3 separate regions of the Homo sapiens genome follow, and regions 2 and 3 are each linked to region 1. A link is a loop called in an ENCODE intact Hi-C map of the cell type or tissue named here. Cell type or tissue: PC-3. All regions are shown on one strand.

Region 1 (8,000 bases):
TCTACTGTCAATGATTCCAGAACTCAGCTGGATGCGAAATTGGAGCCCATCAGAAACAGGAAAGACAGCCTCACGTGCAGTCCTCTGGATTGAAGAATGGGAAGCATTGGGGAAAAAAGTCTGATCAAGAATGTTTCAAAGATTTCAAAGACCAGGTGAGTTGGTAAGGGGCTGGGCCACTGAGTGAACACCTCTGATGTGAGGTAAAAGGACTTGGCAGAAGGAGAGAAGGGAGACTGCGCTCTTTTGGGTGTGTTCTAAGGGTGTTCATTAGCTAATGGAGAAGGGCTTAGAAGAGTGAAGGAGAAGAACCTAGAGCTGTCCCTGATACTTTTTTCTTTGGTGTCCCTTCTCTCCCTCAAAAGCTTTGGGCTTTCTCTCTAAGGGAACCTGCCTTGGCCTGGACTGAGAAGACACAGAAGCAGGCAGCTGAGTGATGGTGGGAAAGGCATTTGACCTTGCCATCCTCTTCCCCAGTATACACGCTAGCCATCGGGCCAGCCTTTCTTTACTACAGCTGGCAACAGCCCCAAAGTCCTGAACTGAGAAAGCAAAGGAGGAAACGGTCACAGGATAGTGCCACAGAATCTGGAAAGCCAATCCCAGAGATGATGCTTTTTGAGCAAAAACATTCAGCTGACATAAGAGCCTATTAAGAGCCCCACCCCCCACCTCCCATACACACAGATCCCGCGTGTGCCTATGCTGCAGCCACAGTGCAGTCACAGGGAAGCCAGTGTCTCGGAATTGTCCTCTGCTTCCTCTCACTGGCCCCGTGTGCATCCCCCTCACTTCCTCTGCTGTCACCTTCCCCAGCCAGGAAAGTGTCCCAGCCTTGGGCACGCCCCTTCCAGATGGCTGTGGACCCTGAATGACAGGTTGGACTTTTTTTTCCATTTGGAAAGAATCCAAAAGGTTCTAACCCCTGCTTTCACAGTATGGGCATCTCCCATCTTCTTTGTGTCTAATCACAGTAACGCAAACACCTCCATGTGCAGGTGGTGAGACCTGGGAGGGGGTGGTGAGTTGGCAATAGCCTGATGGGTGACTCAGCAATTTATTACACTGTTTGCTTAGGTGACAAACAAGCCTGGCAGTTACCCCCGAGCTTAGCCAAAGCCCTTCAAAGTTCCTTTCCCTTCAGTCTAAAGGATGCATGTGCACACTTCCCAAAGTCGCACAATTAGTTGCATTTATCAACTCACGATTGTCCTTTCTTTGTGGAGCAGTGTTTGAAAGGGAAAGATGAGTCTCCACTCTTCCCCTGCTGCTTTCATAATGCCTGTTTTGTTCACTTGGGATGAACTCTTTCAGAGAGCTCAGGGCTGCAGCCTGTTCCCCTGCTGTGTCTAATATGCTGGGAGTAGTTCTCTCCTCATCATCTCTGTACCTCTGTCTCGGTCCTGGGAAAGAAACCCAATGCCGAGAACACCCTCCCTCATCCCCCTTGCTACGTGGGGGCGATATCTACCTCTGTTTCTTTTGTGCTGCTTTAGTTGCCCACGTCTTCTTCCTTTGTGCTTGGCCTGTCTGAATTTATCTTTCTAGATCAAGGCGGGTCCTCTGGCTTTAAGAAACATGGTTCTCTTGGCATCAAGTAGATTCCCCTCCCTGCCCAGTGATGTCTGCAAAAGAACAGAGGTGGAGACTCATGACGGTGCCATTGCAAGAGCCACCAATGTGCCGCAGGGCCAGCTGCCCACCTGCCAGCTACGCTTTCCTGGTGATCATGATCTATATTCTTTGATTATCAACAGAAATGCCTTAAGAGAATGGTTCTGAATGTCTCTAGGTCTGCAGAAATTATTGCCAGCCCTTCTTCACTTACCAGAGCACGGTAAAGATGAATTTGACAGGCAGGAGCCTGAAGACATATGGTATTTGTGCTGTGGGTTTTGTGTGTGATGAGAGTTCTCAGCTGTCTGATTTCCTCCACCAATTCCTTCGACAAAAGCCTATGTGCTTATGCTGCTGGCCTGGCAGAATTTTGAGAATCTCTGACTCACTGGCAGAGCCTTAGAAGGGCCATATCACCCAGCCTCTTGGCTTCCAAGCAGTGATAGCATTAAGTCATCCCCAATAAAAAGGAATTTACCCTCTTTTAAAATGCCCTTGGAGAAGGAATTCAATTTGGCTCTCTTGGATGTATTTTGGCAGCTACTATGAGGAAATTATTTATATCCAATCTAAATTCTTTAAGTTGAAGAAGTACTTGGGAGATTCTAGAAGTCTGAGGGGCAGGCAATCACTAAGAATCAGGGTAAATAACAGAGACACAAAGTCCTACTACCGTGGTATGACAGATACAGTTGATACTGCATAAATCCTGACAAGTGAATAAATGGTATTTTTGCGGTGTGTCTGGAAAAATATTGGGAAAACTTTCAGAAAGCCTGTCTGTAAACACCTTTAGCAAACAGAAAACAGGTATTCAACCACAGAGCATGGTAAATAAGAATATCTGCCAGATAAATCTAACATTATTCTGTGGCTGAGTGTCAGGCCTGGTGGTTAGAGAGGAAGCATAGTGTCTAATCTCTCCTGGCCTTTGCACAGTTTTGGATTCTCTCCCACATAACACACCTTCAGTAAACTGGGGAAATGTGGTCAGACCACACAGTTACCAGGTGAGTGGTCCTGGCAGCAGAGACAAAAGAAAAATGGGTTAGCAGGGCTCAATTTCAGCCTAGAGTGATACCATGCAGAGCTCGACAGGGACCCACTGCCGGCCAAGAAGGTCATAGTGTCTTCATCAGTGACTTGGATGATGGGCCAAGACTTTGCTCCTCAATTGGGTTAAGAGATGATTAGCTGCTGAGAACAATGATGTGAGATTTCCTCCTGAGTCAGTTAGGTGGGAGGAAAAATGAACAAGCTGACTTGGAAGAATTGTAAAAATGGCCAGAAGCAAATCAAATAAAATCAGGGAGAACAAGTATGACTGAATTGAAGGTCTGTGCCTTGTCAATATTCTGGCAAATTTATAGAATGTGGAGTGTTGGAAGATAGTTTATAAGGCTTAGATAAGGCTTAGAAATATAGGCTTTCAAATCAGACCAACCTAGACTCAAATCCTGCCTTTTCTGTTGCTGGATGCATTACGGTATCACAGCCTTCTGGCTACCCGGTTTCAGAGCCTCAGTGAGCTTATCAGGACTCTAAGAATGAGAAAGAGGACACCTGGCCTGGCAAGGAGTGAGTGCTGGTTTCAGTCCTGCCTTGGTGGGGTGGTCTCATGCAGTGCAAAGCCCACACAAACATATGTGGCTGCCCTGCCTAACTTATCTCAGGCCTTCCTGGCTCCATGCCTCAGTTTCCTTATCAGTCAAATGAAGATAATAAGAGATATTTGAAGTGATTAAATGAGGTAGTAGATACCAAGTGCTTAGCATAGTGCCAGGCACATAGCAGACTCTCAATAAACTCTAACTAAACCAAAAGGGCACAGAGGATCCCAGCATCTGCTCTCATCCACCGATACTTGAAAGGTATATATGTGGGGTGCAAATCATGGTCACCATCAGAAAACTTCTGCTTCCTTAGTCCCTTCTGGTCCCACCGTGGAAGGAGGGGTGGACAGGGTGGAGGCAGAAGCACCAGCAGAGGGTGGGAGCAGCAGCCTTCCACATTCATGCAGAGTAGAGGACTCCTTCTGGGTGAGGCAGTGAGGAAGAAAAGCAGAACGAGGTGGGGCCAGATTCAATGGCCCTTTTCCAGGACCTGTCAGCCCTACTTCACAAGCCCACCTGCTTCTCCATCTCTAGTATTCTAGGCACTGCTTAAGCCTGGACTAGTGGTTAAAGGTCCCATCTGTATAGGACATTCTGGAAGAGGAGTAAGGAGGAACTCCAGCCTCCTCATGCACAAACATGTTGTCTCCTGCAATCCTGAAGTATGTTAGGCATTGGGGCTCTCTGCTGGTTCTAAGATGCCTCCCAGAGAAATAACTCTATAAGCCCCCCTCTAGGCTGCTCCAATTTTCTGGAAGCAGGAGGCCCCAGCGCATGTCTCCCTGCTGGTCTGTTAGTCTCTCTTGTACTTCTGTTATTCATGGCTTCCCAGGGCATGGAGCTCAGAAGGTGGTCTCCAAACCTGCTGGGAGAATAAGGAGTGCTAAGTGTCCTGACATTCCTGGGGAGTCCTAGTGCCCTAGGACTGTGAACAAGTCAGCAAGTCAGAGAAGAGGAGAAGATAAAAAAGGAAAAATCGAGCCCTCATGCAGTAGGGCATAGGATGCTGCACAGGCTGCCTTTGGGACCAGCTGTGTCTGCAGCAGTGTAGCCTTGGGCAGGGAGTCCAGGAGCGTTTTAAGGATAACCCTAGACCTAATCAACTGCACCTGCTCAGTGCCTTTCCTCTGCAAATGAGAACGAAGAGCCACACAATTCCAATGAATGGCCATTGAAATTCACATCAATAAGGAAATGGTATCAGAGCCTGGGAGGGCAGGAATTGAGAACGTAGAGATTAGGAGGCAATTTGATTCTGCAGGGAGCGCTGGTGCAGGGTGAGGCAGAGCCCCAAGCACCCTGTCCCCAGCACTGGCCCAGAACAGGCTCCGCTCAGGAGCAACAAGCGGGAGCACTCCCCTCGGCAGCCACCAGAGGTCATTGGTTCCTGCTGTTCGAGCTGTAGGCTGCTCTGCAGTGCCTTCCAGCCAGTACAGCCCAGACAGTTACTGTTTCCCAACAGTCCTGGAGGAAACCCTGACCCAAGGGGAGACAGGGCAACTCCTTACAGAACACCCTCCATCCCCCTGCCAGGAAGGCTGGGAGCTGGCACCTTGAGCAGAGACCCTGGGCTCCCATCCTAAGCCTTTGGCCTTCAAGAAGCTTTTTCTGAGCACGCTGAAAGATGAGGAAATGGCAAAGCATCCCAGGCTACTTATCAGTGCTCCAGCTTCTGGCCAGGTACCCTGACACCTGCTGCTCCCAGTTTCCTGCCAGAGGAAAAGCCCTCAGGAGCACCTTCCCTCCCCCAGGCATCACTCACTCACTCTGCTTTTTCCTTTTTTGTATTAGAATCCGGTTCTGGGCAGGCAGCCTTGCACCTGAACCACCTCCATCCAGAAAACAAAGCACATTTTCTTTTTAAACCCTCAAGGGTTTATTCTGAATGGCATTTTTGCCATATTAAAAAAAAAAGTTTATCTTCACACTGACCTACAGCAAACTCAGGATATTCTTTGTTCCAAATTAAATAGACTTTTTCTTTTTTAATCTCTATGTTAGCAATATCAGGCCGGGCATGGTGGCTCATCCCAGCACTTTGGGAGGCTGAGGTGGGTGGATCACTTGAGGTCAGGAGTTGGAGACCAGGCTGTCCAACATCATGAAACCCCGTCTCTACTAAAAATACAAAAATTAGCCAGGCGTGGTGGTGTATGCCGGTAATCCCAGCTACTTGGGAGGCTGAGGCAGGAGAATTGCTTGAACCCAGGGGATGGAGGCTACAGTGAGCCGAGATCGTGTCACAGCACTCCAGCCTAGAAGCCAGGGAGAGACTCTGTCTCAAACAAACAAAAACAACAACAACCAAAAAACTCTATGTTAACAATATCAGCATCCAGTTAGAAACCAGCTCTTCCCTGAAATTCAGTCACTCACAAGTCAGTCTGACCAAAGTCCACCTCTTAAACAGCTGTTAAAAGGTCCAGGCCTCAGCATCGCTTGCAACCTTTCTGGCTTGGCCTCTCTGTGTGTTCTAATCTGTTTGCACTCAGCCACCAACGCAAATCTGACCATGAAAGTCTTTGTGGGCTGCCCAAGGCCCAGAGGTCCAAGTGTAACCTTCACAGCCTGGCCCACCCCACCCCTCCTGCCCCAGCCACCTTCTCCTGTAGCCTCGCTGGACTTCTCACTTCTCCTTGAACACCAGTGCTCCGGCCTGGCTCTGTGCCTTTCTGTGGGCCGGGCTCTCCTGCTGGTGTGCCCTCCCCCATTCTCCAGGTGAACACTCCCCCATCTGTCCAGATCCGGAGGAAACATCCTCTTCTCTCCCAGTGCCTGCTGTTCCTTCCTAGGTGTTTCTGCTGCACTCATCATGTCCTATGGCAAGGTTTTATTTCTACATCTATGTGTCCTGACCAGACTGTGAGCTGCCTGATGATGGGAACCCTGTCCCAGTATACATGTCGCTCTGGAATTATCCCAGCAGCCTATACATTATCTAGCATTTAGGAAGGGCTCGATAAATGTTTGATGAATGAATTAATGTTCTCAGTGGAAGTTAAATCACATAACACAATAAAAACCAAACTGGCACCCCACCAATGCTTGGTAAGAACAAATGCTTTAGGTGGGGATCAGGCTGTGCTGCCTCTCCTCTTCTGAGAAGAGATTGTGCAATGACAAAGGTGAAGTGTCCGCTCATAGCGGCACATGCTGCACACCTACCATGCATGAGCAGTGAGTTATGCACTCACGTGCAATACCGTGTTTAATCTCTATCCCCAATTTCATAGATGTGGAGCCTGAGGCTGAGAAAGGCTTGCCCCAGGTCATTCCACAAAATGAAGGGCAGAGAGAGCTTGACGTCAGGCAACACCGAGGGTGGTGCTCTTTACTGTAGCACTGGAAGCCAGAAGGCCAGGGGTCAAGTCTCAGCTCCTCTGCTGTCCCACTGTGTATGTAATCTCAGCCCATCGCTTCATCTCTTTGGGCTCTGTTTTCTTATCTTCACCACAAAATAGTCTTTAGGCTCAAATAGGATTGGGCTATCAAAACATCTAAAAATCATAATGAGCTATGCAGCTATGAAGGACCATGGTTACTAATCTCTGTGGCTCATCCCTCTTCTTTCCTTCAGGCCATTTTTTTTTTTTGAGACGGAGTCTTGCTCTGTTGCCCAGGTTGGAGTGCAGTGGCACAATCTCAGCTCACTGTAACCTCTGTCTCCCAGGTTCAGGAGATTCTTGTGCCTCAGCCTCCCAAATAGCTGGGATTACAGGGACACACCACTACGCCTGGCTAATTTTTTTTTTTTTTTTTGTATTTTTAGTAGAGACAGGGTTTCACCACATTAGTCTTGAACTCCTCACCTCAAGCGATCTGCCCGCTTCAGTCTCCCAAAGTGCTGGGATTACAGGCGTGAGCCACAGTGACTGGACACTTCAGGCCATTTTCTTCCTTCCCCAGCTGTCTTGGTCTTACTTTTCCTCCCAAAGCTGGATTCCCTATTTCTGAGCACTTCTGTGACTTCACAAGGTTGGCTGCATTTACACCCAAGGAGCTGTCCATTGTCCTTACCTTTGCTCATCTGAAAACCCAGTGAGCAGGCAGCCTTAGATGTTTAAATTCCCACGGCCTCCCTGTCCTGGAAGGGACACTCTGCCCCCAGCCGCAGCCCCCACATGCTTCAATATTCTGGTCTGTCTACCTTCCCACCCTCTCTTACCCCTTCCCTCTGAAGTCCATTACAAAAACATTAAACTTCTACTCTGTAGGCAAACAAGTGGGAGCCATCAAAGAGTTGTGGGCAGAACGGGCTCACATCACTCTGGGGGGGTGTGTGGGGTGGACAGGAGGATGGGCAGAGTGAGGGGCAAGGAGGCCAGGGAGAGGCAACTGCAAGAATCCTGCTGAGGAATGCAGGGCAGTCACAGGGGTAGGGTCCTTGCAGTGTCTGCGGCTCCTTGGGTTGCTCGTATTTCACAGCCTGAGACGACTCTCTGTGTCTTCAGGGAGCCATCAATCCTGAGCCTTGGTCTTGCCCCCAGTTCACGCCAGCACCAGGCAGGAAGAGATAAGCCGCCCAGTTTCTCCCACAGGCATCTGGCCAGGGCCTCTCAGTGATCGCTTCCCTCTCCATAAAGCGTTGGGAAGACTTCCAGAGTGCTTACACTCCCTCAGCCCCAGTTGCTCCGGGAAGACCCGCCTGGTAATTCCAAGCATTTGGAGAGGAGCCCCGCCTACCTGGGGAGAGGGAGCCCTCCCCCACCTGCTGCAGGGCATGCACAGGGAGGCCAGGGAGCCTGCTGATTTTTCTTTTGCTTTGGCTCA
Region 2 (8,000 bases), 360 kb after region 1:
AGACCAGGATTGCCTAGGAGAAGCAGGAGAAATAGAAATTCCTTTATTATACTCATGAATGTCTCCCTGTTGTCCCAAATGGCATGCCCAGTATAATGTTAAAGGATCCATGTGACCTCGAGTCTGATATCAAAACGGTTAAACTCTGTTCTGGATGCACCCCTGACTTATCCCTTTAGATCCAGTCTCCACCCTGCTCTGTGCTCCAAGACGCTGACCTGGATGGATACCGTATTAGACTGTTTTCATGCTGCTGATAAAGATATACCTGTGACTGGGCGATTTACAAAAGAAAGAGGTTTAATTGGACTTACAGTTCCACATGGCTGGGGAAGCCTCACAATCATGGCAGAAGGCAAGGAGGAGCAAGTCACATCTTACATGGATGGCAGCAGGCAAAGAGATAGAGCTTGTGTAGGGAAACTCCTCCTTATAAAGCCATCAGATCTCATGAGACTTAGTCACTATCACGAGAACAACTCAGGAAAGACTTGCCCCCATGATTCCATTTCCTCCTACCAGGTCCCTCCCACAACATGTAGGAATTCAAGGTGAGACTTTGGTGGAGACACAGCCAAACCATATCATCCTGCCCCAGCCCTTCCCAAATCTCACGTTCTCACATTTCAAAACCAATCATGCCTTCCCAACAGTCATCCAAAGTCTTTACTCATTTCAGCATTAACTCAAAAGTCCACAGTCCAAAGTCTCATCCGAGACAAGGCAAATCCCTTCTGCCTATGAGCCTGTAAAATCAAAAGCAAGTTAGTTACTTCCTAGATACAATGGGGGTATAGGCATTGGGTAAATACAGCTGTTCCAATGGGATAAATTGGCCAAAATGCAGGTGCTACAGGCCCCATGCAAGTCTGAAATCCAGCAGGGTAGTCAAATCTTAAAACTCCAAAATGATCTCCTTTGACTCCATGTCTCACATCCAGGTCACGCTCATGCAAGAGGTGGGTTCCCATGATCTTGGGCAGCTCCATTCCTGTGGCTTTGCAGGGTACAGCTTCCATCCTGGATGCTTTCATGGGCTGGCATTGAGTGCCTGTGGCTTTTCCAGGTGCATGGTGCTAGCTGTCAGTGGATTTACCATTCTGGGGTCTGGAGGACAGTGGCCCTCTTCTCACAGCTCCACTAGGCAGTGCCCTACTAGGGACTTCGTGTGGGGACTCCAATCTCACATTTCCCTTCTGCACTGCCCTAGCAGAGGTTCTCCATGAGGGGCCACCCCTGCAACAAACTTCTGCCTGGGCATCCAGGCATTTCCATACATCCTCTCAAATCTAAGCGGAGGTTCTCAAACCTCAATTCTTGACTTCTGTGCAGCCGCAGGCTCAACACCACATGAAAGCTGGCAAGGCTTGGGGCTTCCACTCTCTGAAGCAATAGCCCGAGCTGTACCTTGGCCCCTTTTAATCAAAGCTAGAGCGGCTGGGATGCAGGGCACCAAGTCCCTAGGCTGCACACAAGAGAGGGACCCAGGGCCTGGCCCATGAAGCCGTTTCTTCCTCCTAAACCTCTGGGCCTGTGATGGGAGTGGCTTCCACAGAGGTCTCTGACATGCCCTGGTGACATTTACCCCATTGTCTTGGTGATTAACATTCAGCTCCTTGTTACTTATGTAAATTTCTGCAGCTGTCTTGAATTTCTCCTCAGAAAATGGGATTTTCCTTTCTATCGCATTGTCAGGCTGCAAAATTTCCAAACTTTTAAGCTCTGCTTCCCTCATAAAACTGAATGCCTTTAACAGCACCCAAGTCACATCTTGAATGCTTTGCTGCTTAAAAATTTCTTCTACCAGATACTCTAAATCATCTCTCTCAAGTTCAAAGTTCTACAAGTCTCTAGGGCAGGGGCAAAATGCCACCAGTCTCTTTGCTAAAACATAACAAGAGTCACCTTTGCTCCAGTTCCCAACAAGTTCCTCATCTCCATCTGAGACCACCTCAGCCTGGATTTAATTGTCCATATCATGAACAGCATTTTGGTCAAAGCCATTCAACAAGTCTCTAGGGAGTTCCAAACTTTCCCACATTTTCCTGTCTTCTTTTAAGCCCACCAAACTGTTCCAACCCCTGCCTGTTACCCAGTTCCAAAGTTGCTTCCACATTTTCAGGTATCTACAGCAGAGCCCCACTCTATTGGTACCAATTTACTGGATTAGTCCATTTTCATACTGCTAATAAAGACATACCCGAGACTGGGCAATTTACAACAGAAAGAGGTTTAATGGGCTTACAGTTCCACGTGGCTGGGGAAGCCTCACAATCATGGCAGAAGGCAAGGAGGAGCAAGTCATGTCTTACGTGGATGGCAGCAGGCAAAGAGAGAGCTTGTGCAGGGAAACTCCCCCTTATAAAGCCATCAGATCTCATGGGACTTAGTCACTATCACAAGAACAGCACAGGAAAGACTTGCCACCATGATTCAATTTCCTCCTACTGGGTCCCTCTCACAACATGTGGGAGTTCAAGATGAGATTTGGGTGGGGACACAGCCAAACCATATCAGATACCAACCAACTCCCTTGCCTTCCAGCTTCTAGTTGGCCAATGGGGAGTCCTGGAAAGAGAAGGAGAGGAGGGTCAGGCTCTCTCTTTGTGAGCTGGGTGCATCCCTTCCCTGCCTGAAGATCTCCATTCCCAAAAGCAGCTCTCTGTCGCAGGACCTGCTTCCTCCACTGGCTTCCCTGGGCCTAGTGGTGGTAAGGGTGCTTCACTCTCACGAGCCCTGAGATATTGCACCATCTGATGAGATTTCCATATACTCTGTGAGCACCTTCTTCATAGTCCCTTTACTGACCCCTCCTAGAATGATCCTAATTCACCAGCTGCTTCCTGCTGACACCCCAATAACGTCAGTCACAATCTTAAGCATGTAGTAGGTTCCTATCCCAACCTAAGCCCTACAAGTCCATTAGATGGGTGGGGACAGCTGCATGGGTAGTTAGGATTGTGACTTCCACACCTTTACGTGCATAAATTGAGAGATGTCTGGGCCCAGGGGATGGAGTGGAGACAATTTGCAGCATCACACTTACACTTTCTTTGACATTTTAAATCTGTGCTAGAACTCTTGGGTGGTTCCAGTACATCCTGGGAAGCTCCTGCCCTCTTCTGCCCTCCTGCTCTTCCTTGTTCCTCTGCCCTAAGAGGTAGGGGGTGAAGGTTAAGAAGTGAGAATGCCTGGAGAGGGCTGTGCTGTCTCAAATCTTCCTTGTCCATTTTCTCTCTTCAGTGCATATCTGTTAATTGTATATTTGGCTTCCTGCAGTCCAGAGTCCCCTGGAGTATGGGAGGACAGTTTGCAGACTGTGTTCCATATTAGCTGGTGAAACTGCAATTCGAATATCCTAGACTGTCCAGGCAAGACCAAACAGAGTCCTGCACTTGATAATCTTCCCTCCAGATTAGCCCTGAAGGCCAATGTGAAATCCGTAGCTGGACTAACTGCATTTATTACTGAAGATAATCTAACCAAGGCTCAAGTTCCCTCTTTGGGCTCTTCTAGCGGGAGGAACTCTCAGCCACCCTATGAACGCCAAGATGTGAGGAAGGGCAACGAAAGGGACCCCTCCTCTGCAGTTCCAGGGGCGGAGGTCTTCAGCCTAAAGCCCAGCCTCGCGTCCCAAGGCTGCATAAGGGCGGGTGCGGAGAGGGCTGAGAAGCCCTGACCTGCAGCACCCGCCATCCTCCCAGCCTTATACCTTCTCCAGTCCAACTATGTCAAAGCCAAGCACGCAAGCAGGTCAAAACAGAACAAAGTGACAATGGCATGGTTCTGCCACAGTCTCTGACACTTGCTCTTGAATGTTTGTTCCTTCCTTGGAGGCTGTGGGCGCGGTCTCTGCTGTGGAGTTCTTGAGAGCAGGTGGCAGAGCGGGTGAGGTCAGCGCGGCTGCTGGAGGCGGTGTGCTGTGCTCCCGCAGGGAGGAGGGCGGCGTGGAGGAGGCGGGCGCCCCCTGCTGCCCGCGCGGGCTCCTGCAGGCTCCCAGCCTTTCGTACCGTGGCCCCTGAGGCTTTCCCAGGCTGATGATGAATGAGCCCAGGGCCCGACGGAGGCATCCGAGGCACGTGACAACCCCCGCTCTGGTTGTAAATTGTCAGGCGATTCAGTGAAAGCGCTTTGCAAGCTGTTTGTGAGCAAGAGGCGGAGCAGTTTGGCTGATTCAGAATGGGCTGGACACAGTCAACTTTGCATGGGGAGAGAAACATGGTCTGATGGCTGGGAGCGAGGGCAGCTCGCTTTTGAGGCAGGGATTGCTGAATGAGGGGAGTGGCTTTCCAAGTTAGGCGTTTAGGGGAAGAATACCAACTGTCAGGGACGAATGAGAGAACAGGCCAAGCAGCCCTGGAGGGCCAAGTGAGGAGGCCTCTGTTGGAGTGCCTGAAATGTCTGGCTTCGGGACCTTGGATTCTTTAAATGATGCAATCTCCTGGCTTCTGCAGAGTTGAAATCAAGGCTTAGATCCCCAAACCATCTGTGAGCCTGGATACTTATGCATGGAAGTTAAAGTTTACAGTGACTCTAACACTGCAGAGGATCAAGTCTGGATACATCCACTTTCCTGGACAGGCCTTGAAAATGCTCGGAACCACTCTTTCTTCCCCTGTGCAGTGGGGACAAGAATACAAACCTCTCTGAGATGAGGAAATTAGAGATAGTGTTTTTAAAGTGCTTGGTATGATACAGCATGCAGTTGGTGTTTAATAAGTGGTGTCTCTTCTAAGTCCCTATGAATGAAACCATGACATTGTGCAATCAAGGCAGGAATGTTCAGACTCCAATCCTGCTGAAATACAGAGGTGATCTTTGCCAATGAGGCATCGTGGAGACTCCATTACACGCTCCAGCAAGCAAACCTGTTATCCTCAGTGGCCCATGACCATTCTTGCTGTCAGACTTTGCTCCGTATGCACTGAGCCCAGAGCTGATTTTATCTGCCATGAAAAGAGGATGTGGAACAAAGAAGGGAACAGAGTTTGGTTGCAGAGAGAAGTGTATGCTCCAAGAACCAGATGCTAAGATGGGATTAAATGTGCAAGGCTATTATTAGGGGAGATGCCTGTGGCAGAAAATGGGGAGAGAGATGGACAAGGCTGGGCAAGTCATCAGATCATGATGCAAGGCTGATCTGAGTGAAGGAAAGAGGGAGAAAAGGTAGTTGGACATATTCTAGGCTGCCATGCAGTTAAGGAGTGTTCAGCTAGGGCATTGGGGGTCCTGGAGCCAGTGTCAACTGACATAGGACAGGAATGAGCCTTAGTATCTTTGCCATGACCAGTTGTTGGTACGTGGCCTCACCACAAACACAGTGATGGATTTCAGAGCCCAGCAGCTGAGGCCGATGGTCAGTTATGCTCTCATGGTTAAAGGTCTTCCAGGCACATTCTCATGACAGCCACGATATATTTTTGTAAGAAATTCTACCAAGGCAAAATATGATTAAGATAGGTAGCCAAAACAAACAAAAAAGAAAGAAAAGCCGCAAATTCCTCCCTGCTTGCTCTTTATGCATGCTCCTTTGCAATGTGATTTTGCTATTAGCTCCATCAAGAGATGGGTCTCCTTGAATCTGAGCTTGACCACGTGAATTGCTTTGACCACTGGAGCATTCACAAACATGGCACAACGGAGGCTTGAAAAATGCATGTGCCTTGGGACTTGCCCTCTCTTGTTACTTTTGGAACCAGAGACCTCCATGCAATGAGCCTAGACTAGCCTCCTAGAAGATGAGGACAAGAAGAAGCAGAAATCAAGCACCTTCCCACCACCAGGCATGTGAGTGAGGCCATCCTAGACTGTCCAGCCCCAGCCAAGCTGTCAGTGACCACAGAGACCAGCTAAGCCAAACTAAAACCGAAAGGACTGTGGGAAAACCTATAGTACTGTGAGAAACCATAAATGCTTGTTGTTTTAATTCACTCAGTTTTGGGACAGTGTGTTATGTAGTAAAAACTAATTGATATCATTTATGTCCATTTTATAGATGGAGGAACTGAAACCTGGAGACATGAGAAAGCCCCTCAATGAATGGAAGTCTCAAGGTGTTCATTGGTCTTCCTCAGAGCCTCCTACAGCAAGCTGGGCTTGATCGGAAGGCTCTGAGTTTGGGGGTAGCTTTACTCATTTGTGTTATTTGCCTAAACCCTGGAGTCTACTGAGATCAAGACCCCCGAATTTGATCATTAATAAATCTCTTTTGGATGAATAATATAAAGGTGTTAGGAGGCCCTTCTAGGCCATTGAAGCCACTAGAACAGAAGTCAAGGAATTCTCAATCTTCAAAGCATGGGAAATGAGGGGTACAGGGATTCTCCCTAGCCCAGTTAGAAACTCCTTCAGGCAGGACGTAAAATTTATATTTCTCTTCTATTCTTCTTCACTACTGTGCTAGTCTTATAAGTCTATTGTTCATTCATTCAACAAATACTTATTGAGTGTGCCAAGAAAAAAGCAAAGATCTTTGCCCTCATAGAGTTTACTTTCTAGGAGGGAAATAGAAAATAAGCAGAATAAATAAGAGAAATATATGGTGTACCAGATAATGATGTGTGCTAGGAATTAAAAATAAAGAGGGGAATAGGAGAGGAAGTACCGGGCAGGGAACATTGCCATTCTAGATAGGGTAGCCTCACTGATAAGGTGACATTTGATTAGATAGATGAAAGAAAGTGAAAGTGGGAGTCACGTGAGTATTTGTGGGGAGAGGATTCCACAGCTAGTGCAGGGAAGCTGAGGCCAGAGCCTCATGAAGAGCTCAGGGAGCACCAGAAGGCCAGAGTGGCAGGAGGAGAGTGAACAAGGAGAAGAGCTAGTGGGAGACGAGTTCAGAGAGGAAAAGGAGGGCACGTCATGAAGCGTCCTGCAGATCAAAGGTGGGACTTTGAGTGAAATGAGGAGCCATTTGGGACTTAGGAGCAGAGGAGTGACGTGATCTGACAACATGTTAGCAGGATCCCTCTGGCCGCTGTGTTTAAAATAGCCCAAAAGGTAGCAAGGGCAGAATCAGGGAGACCAGTTAGGAGGTGACTGCAATGACCATGGACTTACTTTGAATTGCAGTTAAAGTAGAGGTGTCTAGCCCAGGGCCCATGTGAGAAGGAACAGTCGATTACCATTTATTGGGGGAAATACTGGATTGTGTCTTTTCACCAGCATTATGGTGCCGGAAAGAACAGCCAAGGGGACGTTGCTTCTTGACCTAAACAAGTTCTGCTTTGATGATGACAGTGAGGCACCAAACAACAGATTCAACTTCACCATGCCATCTGGAGTGGGGAGCGGCAGCAGATTTTTACAGGATCCAGCTGGCTCTGGGAAGATTGTGGTCAGTTAATGGTCATTGCATCATTAAAAGGGCATCGGGAATTGGTCCAACATGCATCATGCTTTTGCTGCCCCATAGAGAGAAATTTCCAAGGTAACCCCCTCTCAGAGCGACTGTAACTGACAGGCTTAATAGTGAGTCTGTGTTCCCCATTCGCTCTTTATTTTACCCTGGTTCCAGGAATCATTTGTTACACATAGTTGTGCCTGGGCTGCTGAGGACTGGATTCTTCCTTGCATAGCATGCAGTTTGTGTGCCTGCTTAGCGTGCCTTCACAGACACGTCAGTGCCCTCTGTGCTCAGGCACTTTTGTTTATTTGAATGCTCATTCCCGGCCCATAGAGCTGTGAGGTGAGAGAAAGCAGGGCCAGGACCTTGAGTATGTCTGGGTAAATTCCACACCGTAGAACCACTGGAGACCAGAGGAGAGTGAGACAGTGAGGATGTGTAGGAAGCCCCCTCCCTGGCAACTTCAAGGGACAAAAGCTGCATTGGAAGAAGGATGGGCATGAAAAGTGGGTCCCAATGATTTGAGTTAGACCTTTCCTTACAGAGCTACTGCTGGAAGGTGGTGGGGAAGGAGAAGAGAAAAATGAAAGGGCTGGGAAAGCAGCAGCCTCAGGGAGGGAAGCCAGCAACCCGCTACCCTTCCCCTCACCCAGCT
Region 3 (8,000 bases), 500 kb after region 1:
CTTGTGTTTCTGAGGTGCAGAGGCTATACTTGTTGGAGACTCGGCACAGGCCATGATGATGGTCTGAACATTACCACCTGCCCCTCAGCACTCAGAAAAGCAGTTAGTTTGTGGCTGTTGACCTGAGGCAAAATTGATACAAATAGAGTTTATTTGGGCCAAATTTGAGGATTGCAGCCAGGAGCACAGATTCAAGTTGCCTTGAATATGCATTCCAATTAGCAGCAGTTACAAGCGGATTTTTTTTTTCCTGAGATTACAAGTGGTTTTTTTTTTTTTTTTTTTTTTTTTTTTTTTTTTTTTTGAGACAGGGTCTCACTGTGTTGCCTAGGTTGGCCTGCAGTGGGATGATCACAGCTCACTGCAGCCTCCACATCCAGGGCTCAAGTAATCCTCCTGCCCCAGCTTCCCGAGTAGCTCAGACTACAGGTGCGCGCTACCACGCCTGGCTTATTTTTTGTAGAGATAAAATTTTGCTATGTTGTCCAGGCTGGTCTCGAATTCCTGGGCTCAAGCAATCCTCCCGCTTCAGCCTCCCAAAGTTCTGGAATTACAGGTGTGAGCCACCTTACCTGGCCACAAGTGGATTTTTAAAGGCAAGAAAAGGGGTATGGGAAATGGGCTGACACAAAATTGTTTGTCAGAAATTCTCATGGGTTTACAGAAATATCGATTAGTGAATGGCTATCTATTGTTAAGCTATAGGGTGTGGATTCTAGTGTGGGGTGTGGCATTATTAGGTTAATTTATAGCTAAATGTGGAAAGAGCAAATAGTCTCAAGAGATGAATACGTAGCTCAAAGTGGGGAGTAGGGCATGATTGTAGTCTCATTTTAATGTCTCTCTGGGCCTGATAATTAAAAGGACTTGCATTCCTCAGATAAAAGCTCTTTTTTCTGCCCCTGGCTAATAGTTATCTAATATACTCGACTCCTTTAGTTCTTTGAACCTTACGTTTTGGAGGTCATAGAAGTTACAGAGGGCAGGAGTCAGAGGCACGGGCCGGGCCCTGTTCTGTGCTTGACCACCTTGCTGCTGTGGTAGGGCATTCACCACTCTTCCCATCTCTCCTGGTCCTTGGCCCTTCATCGCTGGAGGTGGAGTTGTTACAGAGGCCAAATATGGGGAGAAACCGTTTACATTCGGTTTTCTGGGGAGCCAAAATGAAAGACCCCAGTGGAGTGGAGCAATGAGTTTACACCTTTAGTAGACTGGAAAGAAACTAAAAAGGGAGATGTCTCCTCAGTGCACTGGAAGAGGGTGAAGGGCGATGCAATCTTGGGAAAGCTGGGGGCTGGGGTGGGTGAACTGCATTGGATGGTCCGTGTCGGGCAGAATCATCGGCATGCTCAGCCCACCATTGTCCCAAGCCAAGCCAGTTGGTACTGGTGCAGAGAAGTAGCTTCAGCTTCTGGTCTCAAAGCCATCCTCTGAAGGATGCCACCACCTCTCAAGCCCTTTTAGAAATGGAGATGGACTGGTGGTGGCATGGGAGGGCAGACCTAAGTCTGGTATGTCAGTGGAGCCAGACAGAAGGGCAGGCAACTCTAGTTACATTAAAATAGCAATGTATTGTTGACGGGTTGGAATTGCACACTTACAATCACACTATTCTATCTATAGTATTATCCCATTTAATGATAAATATGTATTTGTATATATGTATATCCGAAAAGATCTGGAAGGTTATTTCTGCAGCTTTAAAAAGAAATTGTCTTTGGGTGGAATTATTAGCACTTTTGATGTTCCTCTATTTTTTTTTGTATTTGTACTATGTATCTGCATAACTTTCTGGTTAAATGAGTTTATGTTTACAATTTAAATAAAAAGAGAAGGAGCATCATTTGGCTGCACCTCCCTCAACTTCAGATGTAACTTGTGGGGGTGGAGGACAGGGCAGGGAGGCCAGCTGGGGTGTTCCTCCTAGAGTTGGCGTTGATGGTAGGGCCTCACTCTGTTCCCTACACAGGTTGGTCACTGCCCAGCCTCTAAGATGCGAAGCTCTCTCCAGACCCTCTGGCCCCCTTACTCTAAGGTTCTAATGTTATTTCTGTTTCAATATGGGGAAGAGAAACAAAAACAGATGCTGCCTATCTCGATCAGGGAAAGGCAAGAGGGTGTCTTTCTTCCATCTGGGTTTTCTCTGTGACTGTTAACTGGATGCTTACAATGCATGGGGCAGGGTAACCTCCTGCCACTTATAGTGGTGGGGGTTGATGTCAGTGACTTAAGAAAATTAGGGAATAAATGTTTCAGTTATTTTCTCCAGTAACAGAAGGAGGGAGGAGTTGAGGCAGGTATGGTGGCTCCAAAAGGTTACTGGTGTCAACCCCTCCTGTGTATGCCTGCCACTCCTGTGGGTGGCTGTCAGCACTGAGCTCACAAGATGACTGCTGGACCATCCCTGCTGTGGCCGTGTCCCTGTTTCAGTCAGGATCGGACAGGGACAGGGGCAGATGCACCTCCCAAAAGGCCTCATCCCCAGGCTCGCCGGCATATTTAGTGACATTAATCTGTGCAAGAGGCTTGGAATGCAGTTTTTTGTTGTTGTTTCTTTTTAAACAAACATACTGTCCAAAGTTCTCTCACTAAGGAAGGAGGAAGAATAGACTTTGAGCAGGCAACAAGTACTGTCACATAGTCCAAAAGCTCTGATTCTCACAGAAAAGTCCATAATCTTTAAGTGCTGCAGAGATTTCAGGATCAAGGTAAATTTGTAAAAAGTTGGGAAACCAAAGGTATTATACAGTCCCATGGGAAGAGTTTGCTCAACAAGACGGTTCTTTTGCTGTAGTTGGTGAGCCAGGTTCTTGCTCCACGTTCACCCTCAGGGCTTGGTGGGGTTGGGGTTAGCCTGCTCTGCAGCTAGGCTGGCACCTGTCAGTACCTGGGTGATTGTTCCAACACAGACGGTACGTAGGAAGCTGGCACAAGAGCTGACGGTTCTTGTTTGTCATCCCCTATATTTCCTTGTGTCCCCACTCAGTTGGGCCTGCCTGCATTCTTTTGACAGTCGCTAAAGTCACAGACATACTTGACCTTGCAGTTTTTAGAGGGGACCTGTCACCTTTCAATAAACAAGAGGGAAGATCTTTGAGCAGTGAGTTCCAGAGACCCTGTTAAAAAGAAAAACCTTAGACAAGTTTAGCAGAGTTTAAGTGAGAAAAAAACAAAAACTCAGAAAACAAAAACACATGACATGTGAATCAGGCAGCCCTCTGATTCAGAACGGGTTCTAAGAACATGGTCAACAATGTGATCAAGTGTTATGGATGCACGGAAAACAGAAGTGAGGTACATATAGGGCTTAACTGGTTCCGGCTCAGCGTTTGCCTTATTTGATCGTTGGCAGCCAGGGATTGAAGGAAGCTCAGTTGCCGTGATGGCGGAGACTCAGCTATTTTTTACAAAAGCATACTCCTAAATTTAGGCTTTCAATTAGATTAGTAAGCCAGGCTGCCTGCAGTTAGTTAAGTAAGGACTTGGGTGCAAAGGCTTCCTCAGGCCAAATTTAGGTTATTTTAACATCCCCAATGGCCAGAGACAGGCTTCTTGGAAGCCAACTGCTTGGAGTAAAACTGTGATGACAATTCCTTTTGAAACATGTACTCCTTGAAATTTGGAAGACATTTTGGGCTAATAGATGTTCTCTGTGCCTGAAAATAAGGATGGCTTCTTCCAAAATGCAGGTGAGTCAGCCCTTCCCTGCAAAGAACTTGCTGACTGCTGCAATTAGGGGCAGTCCACAAAAGAAAAACCATAAGGCTGCATCAAAGCACTGGCTCCTCTCTCAGAGAACAGAGGAGAAGCTGCCCCTCAGAGGAAGGAAGGTGGCTTTCCAGGAGGCAGATGCTGAGTCAGGAGGAAGGTTGCTTCAGGATGTTATGTTAAAACAAAACAAAAAACAGACCAGGTGCCCTGGCTGACGCCTGTAATCCCAGCACTTTGGGAGGTCAACGCGGGCGGATCACTTGAGGTCAGGAGTTGAAGACCAGAGTGGCCAACGTGGTGAAACCCCGTCCCTACTAAAAATACAAAAATTAGCTGGGTGTGGTGGTGCATGCCTGTAATCCCAACTACTCGGGAGGCTGAGGCAGGAGAATCGCTTGAACCCGGGAGGCAGAGGTTGCAGTAAACTGAGATCGTGCCACTGCAATCCAGCGTGGGCGACAGAGAGAGACTCCGTTTCAAAACCAACCAACCAACCAAAAAAACAAGGCTGACCCCCACCCCCAGCAGAGGCTGAACTTAGAACAAGTACAGATCCCATCAGAACTATGATCTCTTTCAGATCAAAGAGGCTCATGGTACATTCTAGCTTTTCTTGTTCTCTGATTCTAGACATTTTCTGCCTTGAAATAGGAGATTTCCTGGGGTGCGCCCGCCCGCCTTGCCTCATCTCTCAAATACATTCCTGGGAGCAAGGAGCCCTGCAGCAGGCAGCTGCCCAGCGCTCAGCCCTCTGCTGCTCTCTGCTGGAATGTCGCTGCCAACACCACTAGTGCTTATCCTCAAAGCTTTGGCCAATTCCTGGTACTTCTTTTTGGCCTGTTAACAGAGAGAAGCTGACAAGCAAATTACAGACCTTTGTGACTTAGAACTGAATGCTAAGTAAAATCAATGCTCCGTTAACACAGAATGAGCAACATGACTGTTAAAAAAGCAATGATAGGGTCGGGCGCAGTGGTTCACGCCTGTAATCCCAGCACTTTGGGAGGCCAAGGCAGGTGGATCACGAGGTCAGAAGATCCAGACCATCCCGGCCAACATGGTGAAATCCCGTCTCTACTAAAAAAAAAAAAAAATTGCCAGGTGTGGTGGCGCGCTCCTGTAGTCCCAGCTACTCTGGAGGCGGAGGCAGGGGAATTGCTTGAACCCAGGAGGGGAGGTTGCAGTGAGCTGAGATGGTGCCACTGCAGCTTGGCGACAGAGCGAGACTCTGTCTCAGAAAAGAAAAAAAAAAAAAAAGGCAATGATAGAGACATCAGTTGCTTTTTAACTTAATTACCAGACAAGAAAGACCGTAAATTTCTTGTACTTAACAAGAAATGCTTCTCAATGGCCATATTGTGCAAAATATTGTGCGCATACTAAAAGGGACACATGAAACAAGTTATGTACTCTCTGCTTGCAGGAGTTTATAATCATATAACTCAGAAGGAGGGGAAGTCATTACAAAATGAGACAGATCCAGATATATCCCATGAGAGAGCACCAGATAGTGATAGGCTCACATTCAGCTAGAGATCAGGGAGGTTGTGGAAAAGCAGCCGATGCAGCCAGGCTGCTGAGGAGGTGCAACATTTTGGGGAGAGGACAAGAGGGATGAGGTCTCAGCAGGAGGGAAGAATGCTGTGTATATGTAAGTGTGTGTGTATAAAGAACTGTGTATCTGTGCCCATATGTTTGGAAAGAGTGTTGTCAGGTTGCCTTGGGTTCCTTAGAGTCTAATTCAAAAAGCTATTGAATACTTCAGGTAGGGTTGGACCAGTAAAGACTGAGCAGTGAGATAATATTTTGAGATAGGAATAACTGCCCCCTTCTGACTGTTTAACAAAACCCTTTTTACTATGAAATAAAACCAGCTATAGAAAACCACACAAAAGACAAGTATAGCTTAATGATTGCAACGTGGACACCCAAACACAGCAGCCTCCCACACCCGTAAGTAACCACCGTTCTGACTTTTATAGCAATTACTTATTTGCATTTCTTTCTAGTTTGTCATCTAAATGTGTAGCCATAGACACTGTAGTTTAATATTGTTCCTCCTTTTGAATATTGTCATGTGTCCTCAAGTTATTTTTAATTTACGTGTTCCCCTCCATCTTTTCCTTTCCCTTTAAATGTATGGGCTTAAGAATCTGGGCCACTTGACCTGTGATCTGGATCTTAGATTGCGTGTACGTGGTCATCTCTCATGTTCCTCTGACCTTTGTGATCCTGCAGATGGGCAGCTGGATCCAGAGGCTGGCTCACCTTCAGGCTTGAGCCCTTGGTAAGATGCTAGGTGGTGAGGCTTCTTTCATCTCGTAATCTCTCTTTTATGTGCATGATGTTAGCAGCCATCGATTCTCAATGTCTACGTGGACTAACTCATTGGCCGTTGCAAAACGGTGATATTCGGAAACAATAATCTCTTTGTTGTTTCATTTGTTAGTTAGAATACATCTATAAGGAGAAGCTTTGCCATGGCAGCAGTTCTTTAGAAAAAGGTAATTCTAAGCATCTTGTGTAGTTTTGGATAGTCACATCCTCCTAAGGCTGAGCCCTTAGTAATTGGCTCTCTCAGAATCTTGCAGAGGCCAAACTGGCCCCAGGAATAGTGGCCCAGAACTACTGGCCACTGGCCACTTGTGGACGTAATCAGAGGACCCCTACCCCACCTGCCACTCTTCCAGTGACCTACTCCTCATGGGGTGGGATAGCTGTTTCTGTCCATATGGAAGATTAAACACTCTAAATTATCTTCCACTGGAAAACTGGAAGCAAAATGCTAGACAAAACAACATATTTAAAACATGTAATGCTGAGCTTCTTTGAAAGAAATCTGGAGAGGTCAAAAAACAAGAAGGAAGCAGGAATTCTGTGAAGTAATACCGAGGGTTTCCGCTACAGACAGGAGACTTTCAGCTTCCTTTTTGATAGTTGCAGGGGAGATCAGAGGGTAGACGATGAGGCTAGGGCTTGCCCAAGGAGTGAGTCTTTGTTAGGAGACTCTTCTGCCTAAGGATGAGAACCCAACAGGCTACAATCTGATGGCAGGAGTGAGCAAGAAATAAACCTAATACGCTGAAGAGGATAGTAAGGAGAATTGCCTGTTTCAACCTTGACACCGGACGAGAGGGAATAAAAATATCTCCCATGAGAATTTGTAATGACAAGCTGGCTCTCTCAGAGTTGTGGTCCAAATTTACGTAACCTATGTGGTAAAAAACAAAACCTCAAACAGATAATTACATTTAGAATGGTTCTGGGTTGAGACTGGGTGCAGTGGCTCATGCCTGTAATCCCAGCACTTTGGGAGGCTGAGGTGGGCAGATCACCTGAGATCAGGAGTTCAAGACCAGCCTGGCTAACATGGCGAAACCCTGTCTCTACTAAAAATACAAAAATTAGCTGGGTGTGGTGGCGCATGCCTGCGAGCCCAGCTACTTGGGAGACAGGTAGGATAATTGGTTGAACTCAGGAGATGGAGGTTGCAGTGAGCCGAGATTGCACCGCTGCACTCCAGCCTGGGAGAAGGAGCAAGACTTCATCTCAAATTAAAAAAAAAAAAAAAAGGGAATGCTTCTGGGTTGATAGTGTCCCCAGAAAAATGGCAGAAGCAAACATAAAAACTTCCTGGAGGATTGCAATCTGAACGACAGCTTCAGAGATTTCCTATGGTGAATTTCTTTACTTTTAAGTAAGTGAGCATTTCAAGGTCAAAAATCTTAAAAAGAAAAGGGAAATGAGGCACCTGACTGAAGGCCAGTTGGAAAAACTGATATCCAAAACAGGCTCTAAAGACTATGAGTATTAAAATCATCAGATGCAAAGTATACAATAGTTATATGTAATATATCTAAATAAATAAAAGCAACTTGAAAATATGATTGGAAAAGAGACTGTAAGGCATCACAAAGCAAATCTGCAAAAGAAATAAAATTTCTAACAATAAAAAATCAGTAATTGAAAATAAAAACTCCAAGGATAGATTAAATAAATCAGATTTTAGATGAAGCTGAGGAGAGAACTAGTGAATGGGAAAATAAATTCGAAAAGTTATCCGTAACATAGATCAGAGGGACAAAGACACAAAAACAAGACAGGTAACAAGACATAGAGGATAGAGAAGAGTGTTTAATAGATGACCAGCTAGAGTTTCAGAAGGAGACAATGTCAATGAGGTAATGTTGAAGAGACAATGGCTGAGAATTTTCCAAATTTGATGAAAGCAGATTTCATCAGATTTAGAAAGCCCAAGAAATATCAAGTAGTATAGATAGAAATAAGGC

Evidence for each region. A loop is a pair of places that touch in the nucleus more often than their neighbours do. Peaks named below come from ENCODE experiments on the same cell type or tissue, not always from the same donor. Only the 100,000 strongest peaks of a DNase experiment are listed, where the experiment ranks them.
Region 2: it touches region 1 in a loop (12-fold over the local background); 53 of 110 quality-filtered maps call a loop at or near these places.
Region 3: it touches region 1 in a loop (3-fold over the local background); 43 of 110 quality-filtered maps call a loop at or near these places.

Annotation. Positions count from the first base shown.
Region 1 is chr7:105,647,936-105,655,935 of GRCh38, forward strand. The region is part of intron 4 of ATXN7L1 (ataxin 7 like 1); the gene reads right to left. Among named protein-coding and RNA genes, the nearest start is that of EFCAB10, 70 kb to the left of the region's middle. RefSeq lists silencers at 20-236, 7,627-7,921 and enhancers at 247-1,446, 4,745-5,468, 7,640-8,000. In PC-3, CTCF peaks have their summits at 4,592 (motif pointing right) and 4,805; DNase peaks (open chromatin) are centred at 1,036, 1,996, 2,546 and 4,616; H3K4me3 peaks cover 3,061 bases; H3K27ac peaks cover 3,610 bases.
Region 2 is chr7:106,005,696-106,013,695 of GRCh38, forward strand. It overlaps CDHR3 (cadherin related family member 3), which reads left to right. Exons shown (of 19, transcript NM_152750.5): 9 at 7,165-7,336. Among named protein-coding and RNA genes, the nearest start is that of CDHR3, 46 kb to the left of the region's middle. RefSeq lists a silencer at 3,866-4,055. In PC-3, CTCF peaks have their summits at 3,973 (motif pointing left) and 4,173; a DNase peak (open chromatin) is centred at 4,066.
Region 3 is chr7:106,149,566-106,157,565 of GRCh38, forward strand. No RefSeq gene overlaps it. Among named protein-coding and RNA genes, the nearest start is that of SYPL1, 41 kb to the left of the region's middle. RefSeq lists a silencer at 5,667-5,716 and an enhancer at 6,650-6,799. In PC-3, a CTCF peak has its summit at 4,474 (motif pointing left); a DNase peak (open chromatin) is centred at 4,476; H3K4me3 peaks cover 508 bases.